Regions from separate parts of the Homo sapiens genome. Here regions 1 and 3 are each linked to region 2. A link is a contact called in ENCODE Hi-C or POLR2A ChIA-PET data. All regions are on one chromosome and are shown on one strand. The core of a region is the stretch at or near the end of the contact, and the rest is flanking DNA. Distances in the headings are between cores, read along the strand shown.

The links. A loop is a pair of places that touch in the nucleus more often than their neighbours do. ChIA-PET counts read pairs that join two places held with the same protein, here RNA polymerase II (POLR2A). Pooled maps may share reads with other maps.
Region 1: a pooled map shows a loop between it and region 2 (6-fold over the local background). The contact joins two enhancer-like sites. A Hi-C loop is called at or near these places in 1 of 37 single-sample maps with no recorded cell type and 1 of 50 pooled maps. POLR2A ChIA-PET finds 5 or more read pairs at or near these places in 1 of 52 experiments (activated T-cell).
Region 3: a map with no recorded cell type shows a loop between it and region 2 (14-fold over the local background). The contact joins two enhancer-like sites. A Hi-C loop is called at or near these places in 1 of 37 single-sample maps with no recorded cell type and 2 of 50 pooled maps. POLR2A ChIA-PET finds 5 or more read pairs at or near these places in 1 of 52 experiments (activated T-cell).

The regions. Positions count from the first base shown.
Region 1 is chr18:63,140,271-63,143,377 of GRCh38, reverse strand. All of the region lies in intron 2 of BCL2 (BCL2 apoptosis regulator), which reads left to right. Among named protein-coding and RNA genes, the nearest start is that of BCL2, 180 kb to the left of the region's middle. RefSeq lists enhancers at 333-522, 1,073-1,172. Within about 2 kb of position 1,442, at least 3 of the 41 ENCODE cell types and tissues checked have a DNase peak (open chromatin) inside an H3K27ac peak, as active enhancers do.
Region 2 is chr18:55,266,386-55,269,578 of GRCh38, reverse strand. The region is part of intron 11 of TCF4 (transcription factor 4); the gene reads left to right. Among named protein-coding and RNA genes, the nearest start is that of LINC01929, 140 kb to the right of the region's middle. RefSeq lists enhancers at 1-377, 989-1,038, 1,089-1,318, 2,708-2,817 and a silencer at 579-628. Within about 2 kb of position 1,283, at least 4 of the 41 ENCODE cell types and tissues checked have a DNase peak (open chromatin) inside an H3K27ac peak, as active enhancers do.
Region 3 is chr18:63,159,946-63,162,870 of GRCh38, reverse strand. All of the region lies in intron 2 of BCL2 (BCL2 apoptosis regulator), which reads left to right. Among named protein-coding and RNA genes, the nearest start is that of BCL2, 160 kb to the left of the region's middle. RefSeq lists enhancers at 641-690, 891-1,180, 1,271-1,510, 1,921-2,040. Within about 2 kb of position 1,675, at least 31 of the 41 ENCODE cell types and tissues checked have a DNase peak (open chromatin) inside an H3K27ac peak, as active enhancers do.

The DNA of each region.
Region 1 (3,107 bases), core at 193-2,692, 7.9 Mb before region 2:
TGTGAGAGCGTGTCCTTGGGTCAGGTCAGCCAGCTGTCAACTGTGCCCCTGTAGGTTGTGCTGATGGAAGATATTTCAGCCCCTCCACTCACTTAAAACTCATCCATGATTGCTTTCAGCTTCTCTTTTTCTCTTTCTCTTTGTCTTTCTGGGTCTCTGGGTCTCCCGTTTCTCTCTCTGAGTTTCTGTTTTTGCTTCTCTCTCTAGTTCTATATACAGCAGTATCCTTCTTGCAACAGAAAGCATACTGTCAGAGGTCCTTCGCCGTAAACAGCTATTCAGATGAGAGGCCACGCCAGCGTATCTTGTCCATATGTTAATGAGCCAGGATCCAGAACCACAGGCTGACCTGGCCCACCATTTACCTGTCCTGGTACTAACAGCTGCTGCCACTGACAGAGACTGCATTTTCCTTGTGATAGAGAGGTCTGCTGTCTTCCCTGGGCACAGGAAGACTGTCTGATGAGGAAGGAAGAGGATTGTCAAAGAGCCAAGCAGTGTTCCTTGAAATGCATCTGGTTTTATTCATGTTGAGTCTTTCCAGGTGAACTGAACTAAATCATAAACTACAAAATGAAAGCAGATTTTTCTTAGCATGCCCATATGGAGCTCACTGAGGAGTTCACCACCATCCGTCAGCTCCCCTTGTCCCCCAGAGCACAGAGGATGTAATTGTTCTTCTCTTCCTGATCGGTAGATTGATGGTGTGGATAAGAAGCCTCTCCCATGGGCTTCTCAGAGGATCATCGCAGTCACTTTGACGGTCACAGAATGACCCATTGAGCTGCAGAACTGGGGAGCTGGGATCTGAGTAAGACTATTATACGTTGGGGTGCTTTTGAGTGGGATGTAAGCAGGCTGTGAAGTTTCAGCCATTTGTGACTTACCTGCCCCAAACCAAGAACAACAGAACCAGCACCATCCGGGGTGCATCTGGTCCTCGACAGATGTCTGGGCCTGCGGTAGGTCATCAGGGCTCCCTGGAGCTAATGCAGTGTGGAGCTTCCAGAAAAGATGCCCAGGCTGATTTCTTAACCAGTCCCAAAAAGCAAGTGCCAGACAAGGCAGGGCTGGAGGCTGGCAGTGCCCAGCTGGCTGAGGATGCCGCATCCTCCAGCCTAGTCTGCTTTGCTCTTTTTCTTCTACATACCCTCCTCCAGGTCTGAGGCCACTTTCAGCAAATTCCTATTAGGACATGCAGGTTCTTTGTACTCCCCACACCACCAGCCTCAGTCAACACTTACTGATTTAAACAAGTGAAAACCAAACATTTGGCCCCTAACTCTGGCCCTCCACGTTTAATAAATGAAGGACTCCCTCCCCTCACTGCCCCCAGCAGCGATGTCCTGATGACAGCGATTAGGCCAAGCTGCAGAACTTAACAAGCATCTGCTTTCAGTTCCCATTTTTGGCGTATTTTCATGAATTAACTCTTGCAGTGACAAAAATAGAGGGAGGCAGCCTGGGCCATGCCCCGTGTTCACGAGTCACATGGCAGGTACAGGAGCCACGGCACGCTTGGCCCAAATCATGACCGACAAGTAGAGCATATTTGCCTGTCGCCAATCCCTGTGGAGCACACAGTGATTATGTTCTACTCACATACGGAGACAGGTATGGACAGTGGCGTGGGGTGGGGAGGAGAGCCACATGTGTGGCTCCAGATCCCAAGAAAAAAGAGTTGGTGGATCTATTCCAAACGCCAGTCTGCCTGTGGAATCCCCAGCCCCTGTCAGGCAGTGGAGAGTCCTGTTCGGTATTGAATATAATCAGAGCTTCCCACCTGCTCCCTACTTTAAGCCACACTGATGTCACCAGTTCTAATTAAAACTGGCATGAGAGGCAGAGGGCTTTGTGGGCATATGGGGGTTGGGGTCTGGGACAAATAACTTGGATTATGCTCATAAAAGCAAAGAGATTGGAAGCACAGAGGCACATCAGAGGTCACAGCTTCAGTGCTGTGCCAAGAAAGGCCTCCTCCTAACTCACAGCAGGAGGGTCTGAGGCCAGGTGGGGAGAAGAGCAGTGGAGAAGTGGCGGATGGAAGAGATGGACCACACAGAGAGGAAGCAGGAGATCCTCTGCAATAGTTACAGTAACACAGCTCTGGCACGCACCAACAGAACCCAAGTCACATCCTCAAGGATGCACGAGAAAGGGTGAAGAATAAGGTCACTAACTAGGTAAGCCCAGATGGTAGAGCGGAGAGAGACTTCTTAGAGGTTCGCTACGGCGGAGTTTTCAGATGAGGAAAATTGAAGGTCCCAGGGGTGAAGTGAGCTGCTCACCTTACAAGTAGGAGTGCCCCGATTGCTGCTCATGCATCCGACCCCTAACTTCTCATCCAGAACACAAACCATGCCACCTCCTACTACAGTTCTTCCTTTTTTTCTTTTGGAGAATGACAGTGGTGCACATTTTCTAACCAGCAGCGTCTCATTCCTCATTACACTTGTGAGCCGAGGATCCATCACAAGCCAGTACTTCTGTGGAATTCCATATGGTATAAAAATAGTTTAGTCCCTCTTCATGTCGTGTAAGGAACATAATTAAGCTCTTTTATTGGGATATAGTTCACGTGCCATAAAATTCCATTTAAAGTGATCAGCGCATTGGTTTTTAGCATATTCAAAAGGTTATACAGCCATCACCCTTAGCTAATTCCAGAACTTTTCCATCACTCCAAAAAGAAGCCCTGTACCCATTAGCAATGACTCCCTAGTCTCCCCGTCTCCCCATCTCCTGGGAACCTCTAATCCACTTTTTGTCTTGATGGCCTTGCCTATTTTGGACATTGCATGTCAATGGACTCATAGACAGTGGGTGGCCTTTGTGCCTGGATCCTTCACTTGGCCTCATGTTTTTGAGGGTCATCCATGTTGTTGCATGTGTCAATGCTTCGCTCCTTTTTTTGGCTGAGTTGTAAGATTCCATTATGTGGGTAGACCACATTTTGTTTATTTGTTCATCAGTTAGTGGATATTTGGGTCATTTCCACTTTTGGCTATTATGAATAATGCTGATGTGAACATTTGTGTACAAGTTTTCGTGTGAACGTGCAATTTCAATTCCTTTGGGTGTACTAGGAGTTGAATTGCTGGGTCATG
Region 2 (3,193 bases), core at 34-2,533:
AGACCAAAACTATCTTGTTCCTCACATTCAAAAAGAGTGAACAAAGTCATAAGATGAGCCATCAGTGACTAGTGAGCTACAAAGCAGAATAGCTCTTAATGGTAGTTATTGACCACTTCCCAAAATTCCAGTCATTGTGCTAGGCTCTTATCCATGATGTGCCACTGTCTTCCGAGGACTGGTTAATGTGAAATTCTCAGGTGACTGCTAATAACTACATGAGGTTAATCTCCTGGAGAATGTGACACTGTGGAGTCCCTCAGAGGGGAAGAAGTATTTGTTCACTTATGAGAGAGGAGATGCGTGGGCATCAGTTGGCCAGAAATTATTTGCTGCTTTTTTAAATTAATTAATTAATTAATTTTTACCAAGGACATTTACTAATGAGTTAAGGTCCAAGAAGAATGCTGTTCCCATGAACTGAGCCATCATCCTCTCATTTCTTGTGATGTTCACTGTAGTCTTTTCCATAGGTGGTTCCCCAGTCAGTATTCCCACTTTGAGGAATGAACTGGGCTGGATGTCCAGCTGCCCCTGGAGGGAAGAGGTGGAGTTGGTGGGGAGATAGCTACCTGCTTCTGAACCAGCTTTGACACCTTGTTGTTCAGATGAGCAGCACAGCTTAGTGCCCCAGGGTCTTATTAAAACCTCAGACTTCTCAGGTAGTCACTTTCTGCGGTTATAGCTCAAACTAACTCCTTGCTTGGCCTGAATGTCACTGTCAGAGCGTCGGTGGGGAGAATACTCAGTGTATGTCTTTGAGAGAAGATGGCGCAACAGAATAATGCTGCTGTTGAGTCCTCTTAGCTCTTTGCACTTGTTTTCTTTAGAGAGTGTGTAGAATTTGGGGAAGTGGCGTGAATCACTTATGTAGGAAAGTTTTTGATGTTGGAGGAGAGATGTGTTTTGAAATGTTGGAAATATAATTTCTGCCTCAATAATGCCCTCCCTGCGTATTCAATAATATATCTCACACTTGAGATGAGCTATCTCGCAGCCTCTCCACTCCGCTATCCTGTCTAAGAAGCAAATTGAGGAGAGAGTTTCCATTTTTTTTAACTTTTCCTAACCAAGCTTCTACAAATATGTTGCATCAGTTTGACCTTGGAGAGCTACAGACAGAGGTCACATGGGGAAGTTTGTTAGCTATCAATGCAGTTTTGGCAGATTTGAAAAACAAGAAGAAAGAAAGCAGTGCAGAACTGAAAGAGTGAGAAAAGCATATTTCACTTCAGTGTGGTTTGACAAATGGAAAGCCCCTTTCTGCAGTCATGAGGTCTGGTTATAAAGAAGGATGACCGGTCATTCATCCTTTTACAAGACAGATTTCCTGTCTACTTGTGGTTTGAGTAATTTTCTTTTTTAGGAAGGTATGAAGGTGGAGCAGAACCTTGAGTTGAGGAAAACATACTTAGGCTCTGTTTGAAAAAAAACTTTTTCTGATTGATTTGCAAAACAGTCCTCTTGAGAGAGAGGCACTATGACTTGGAAGGGACATATCAGGAAATAGGGTGGTTATCTCCATGAGCTGTAGACAGCTTAGCCACAGCTCTCAGTGGGAATGAGTTTTGCTTGGTTTTAGCTGGTCATCTTCATTAGTTTGTGGATGAACAGGAGAATCTACTTGTTGGTCTAGCCAGAGTGGAGCAATAGGTGACTTCTATATGCTGAGAATAGACTTAACTTGTTAAAAACCATAGGGCCTTATTTAAGGGTCTTGACAATAATAAAGGAGCTATAATTTAAAAACAAAAGTATGAGATTTTTAGAACCCAGAAAAGGGCTTTTTAGAAATTTATTTCATACATTATTTTACAATAATGGATGCACTTGTCAAAATCCACTAGCGGAATGAGAAAAAGATGCATAATCTTTAAGGAAATAGGTAGACATGGTAATTCAGCATTTTGGAGGAGCAAACCTTTATTATTATGCATAGATACAGATATTACTTTAAGGTTACTTTAAGGGAGAACATTCTAGAATGTTTTTCTTTAAAATAATATGTTCACCAATTGCGTACGTGAAAATGCAGAGGAAAATTTAAGCATAATAAGCCTTAGTATTGCGTGATGTCTGAGTGGCCCATGTTTTTTCACACTTAAGTTCTCTTAGGCTTTGGTTTGATTTTTTGAGTGTGGTAGAAGTCAGTGATGGCAGCGTGTCTGTATAACAAGAAGAGAAGCTTTCTCTTCTGATGTTAGTGATACTACCCTAACAAACAGTATGGATTAATAGGATACATCTGCAGACTTTTGAAAATATTTGGCATATACTCACTCATTCTGAAACGCAGGAAGTAAAGAAATATTACGTTGCCTGTATCTCAAAGAACAAACAGAGCTAATTAAATAATTGGCAAATAGGGAACACATAGCCTGACACATGTTTGAGATTACACACGATTCTGTAGAAAATGACTGTAAGCAATACTAATGCCTTAAGAATGGGGTTCGAGCACTAACACATGGACATCACATTTTTCACGTTTTCCTGGTAAAAAGTTGCAAGACAGTGCAGTCTTTTCATACATGGTGTTGATGTCTTAGGAAGCTGCTTTTTCAGTTCAGAAGAGGGCTGCTGCCCTTCGTCTCAGTGTCATGTTATAATATGTCTTTCTGGTGGTCAGCAGTTGTCCTGAACTGACACTAGAACAACGCAGTGCATGTGGGGTGAGATACAAGCTCTAGAACTCTCGGAAGGGAACCTCTCTGTAACCACATTCCCTTTCTTCTTCTGTTCTCTGCATCTCAAAGGTGGAAGATGCCCACTGAGGTTTGCTGTTTGTTTGGCTTGGGGGAGTGACCAGGTGTTTCTTGTTTTGTTTTCTTTTGCCCTATAATACCCAATATCATTTTTTGAGAAATCCATAAGAAGGATAAAGCTTACTTGGATTACATTAATGAGAGATTTTTTTTTTTTCATGACACATTCATCCATGGATTTTCAAGAGAATTGTAGAACAAGGTATTTTACTCATTGCATACAGTCCACTACTTTTCTCAAGCCTTGCTGGCAAACTCTGGAGATCATATTAGACCTTTCTGAATTGAAAAGGTCATCTAATTAGCCCTCCAATTAGAGGAATATAATGTATGGGACACAGCATGGATTCACAGTAGTTCAGCTGGTGGCGCACCCAGTTAAGGAAAGAAGCTGTCAGGGGTCTTTGGGAGTTACCAGCATCAGCACC
Region 3 (2,925 bases), core at 426-2,925, 7.9 Mb before region 2:
AAGGAAGGAAGGAGGGAAGGAAGGAGGGATGGAAAGAAGGAAGGAAGGAGGGAAGGAAAGAAGGAAGGAGGGCAGAGTTTGGGGGTTTGGGAGGGTGAAGGCATGGAAATGAAGGCTCTGGTGTCTTCCTTGGAGGAGCAGTGAGGATGCTGCCCTAGTGGTAGCCAAGGATTAATTGTGCCAAGAGCATAGATGGTGCTAGAAAATCAGGCGACAGTAGCTGGATTATGAAGGTCTTCACAAAGCAGGCAAATGAGTTCAGATTTGGTTTAATAGAAAATAGGAAGTGAGAAAGAGGTAAGAAACACGATCTAGAATGCTGGCCAGCTGTGTCACCCGCGTGCCTGCCTGCACCAGTAGTGTCCCCGAGCTGGGCCTGACACCATTCTTTGGTGATGGTGGAATAAAGGCAAGTTGAAGAAATAAAAACATGTTCATATATGTGAGTTCCCAAGACAAACCACAGCAGATCCCAGGAATGTGTTTCTGATTGAGCAATGAAGACGTGTTGGTGGGGTTTTGGTTGGGGTGGGTGTGGGTGTCATCTCTGTTTCATGAGGTCTAAATTTCTACTGGCTCAGAAAAAGAACTTTGAGCAGTTTTTTGTTTATATGGGTCATCATCGTCTTCAATTTTTGTGGAGTTTTCTCAGAGCTTCTTGATGGTCTGCTAATACTAAAATAAATATATTAGGCCTTTTGCCTGTCTCTTCTTTTCTGTCACTGGGTGATGGCCTTTGTTTCCTCTAATGGACACATTCCAGATTTGAGTGCGGAGCGGGCAGTCCCTGGCTGCTCATGTCTGACATCGTTCCCTCCCTGTGTAGCAAAGGGAAATCAACAGCACGTGGGAGGGGGAATCTGTGTTCTAAGAACTGCTTTGGTTTACACATCTATAGATAACACTCAACCAGCACTGCAGGTCACATGGACCGGCTGGTGAGGCTGAGGATGAGTCACTTTTAAATTACTCATAGAGAAAGAAATATGTTTCTGAAAGCCAGAGTGGTTGGCTTACACATGGAGGTAAGAGAGAAAGCAGGCAGCTTCATAAAGCACTCAGACCTCCTGTGACAGCTGACGTGGTGTGTAGTGCGTCAGGTGGGAAGACGGGGCCCTGCGTCCTCAGCAATGTATTTGGAGGTGAGGCTTTTTGTTGATGGGAACCCCTGTGCTGGGACTTGGGGGTATTTAGGATACATTTCCATCTAGCTAGACTTTCTCTTACAGTCCCACTTTGTAAATGGCCCTAGGACCCTTGATTAACTTTCAGTAACACAGTCTAGTGGTGAACACCAAGCCATCTGAGGCTGAAATATGGAGAAGTATGTCAGTCCAACAGAAGGTCAGATGGGGAGGGGCGAGGGAGCTTTCAGAAAGTCTTGGAGTACAAGGGCCTCAGCTGAGCCTCGAAGGTCTTCATTCGTTGCAAAGAAGAAGGAATTCTGTCCCAAGCGAGATGGAAAGATCATCTGAGCAAAAAGAAAGCATCAGTGACAGAGGCTGCAACTTCATTTCACTGGCTGAGTCTAAATTTTTTTCACAGGAAAAAATATACAGAAGACAAGAGAACAATCACCAAGGAAGCCCAAGGCACTGCTTACTAAATTGGTCCAAGGGGGGGATTTCACCAAATGCAAATGAACAAAGAACAATACATGTGACTCAAAATATCCGTTATGCTCTTAATACTTACGAGAGGGTGTGAGGCAGGGAGGTGACCTTTTCAAGGGTTGAAAGCTGTCAACTTTTCAACCACATTGTTTTCATTGCTGGGAGATTGAAGACAGGATCACCTCAGGGTACCATTTTGGAAAAGTGATTTAAAAAAAATTAAAAACTCCTTCCTGCATAATGTTTTGGGACATTTTGAATTGTTTTTGCCGTGAAGACATAGAATTCAGGTGTCCAGGAAATACTGCAACCTTTTATGAGAAATGAATACCCAGAAGTCTAGAGCTGCCTGGCACTCACTCTGGCAGGTCTTCCACCTCTGGTCCCTCTCCAGCAGAAGGGCTAGTGAGCAGTTTAGGACCCCTGGAGCAGGGGTACCCTTACCCCCACCCCAAAGGAAGCGATGTGGCTTTTTTCTCGCAGCCCCGCCCCCATCCCTTTGACAGGTCACTAGAACAACAGAGTGCCCAAGTGGAGACAGGGAGGAATGTGATGGTTGGAGGGACCTAAAAATAACCATTTTTCCCTCATCCTGAATGTGCTACCCTGGGCCAGACATTCCCTGAAGGGCTCCTCTGAAATCTGGGAAACAGGAAATGCTAAGAAAATCTCTAATTTGCCTGGTCATGTGAACTCCTCTCGGTGTTGAAACAGAATTTTGGAAGAGGGGACTCTGCACTGTGGTTGAGCCCTCCTAATCAGAGAACATTTGCCCCTATGAGAATATGGTGGATGTGACTATTCAGCCTCAACTTCCCTCTTTCTAAACATGTAAACTCTGATGCCTAAAGAACAAAACCAGAAAAGAAACCCACTCGGTCTTAGTTGCGTATCTGAGTGCCGACAGGGCGGCTGAGAGGGGCCCACGTGCCTGTCGCTAAAAAGCCCCTTTGGCATTTCATAACAGGACCCAATCCCGCAGACTTGTCTGTGCAGGCTCACGCACCATCTTCAAAACCTTTACTACCTGTATTTGTAGTAGATGATTAATGATTAGGCTTTCTTCCCACACATTTGGCTTTGATAATCTCCACTCAAAAATATTCAGATGCAAATAATTTAAAAACAAAGTGGCTCCAAGGGCTCTTTCTGGGAGGATGGAAATGCTGCATATCTTGATAGGGGAGTGAGTTAAAGGGATGTATGCCTTTGTCAATATTCATAAAACTGTACACATGATATATTCATTTTGTTGTATGTAAATGATACTGAGAATGAAAACTCTTAAGATAATAAAGTGGGTTGAGTTTGG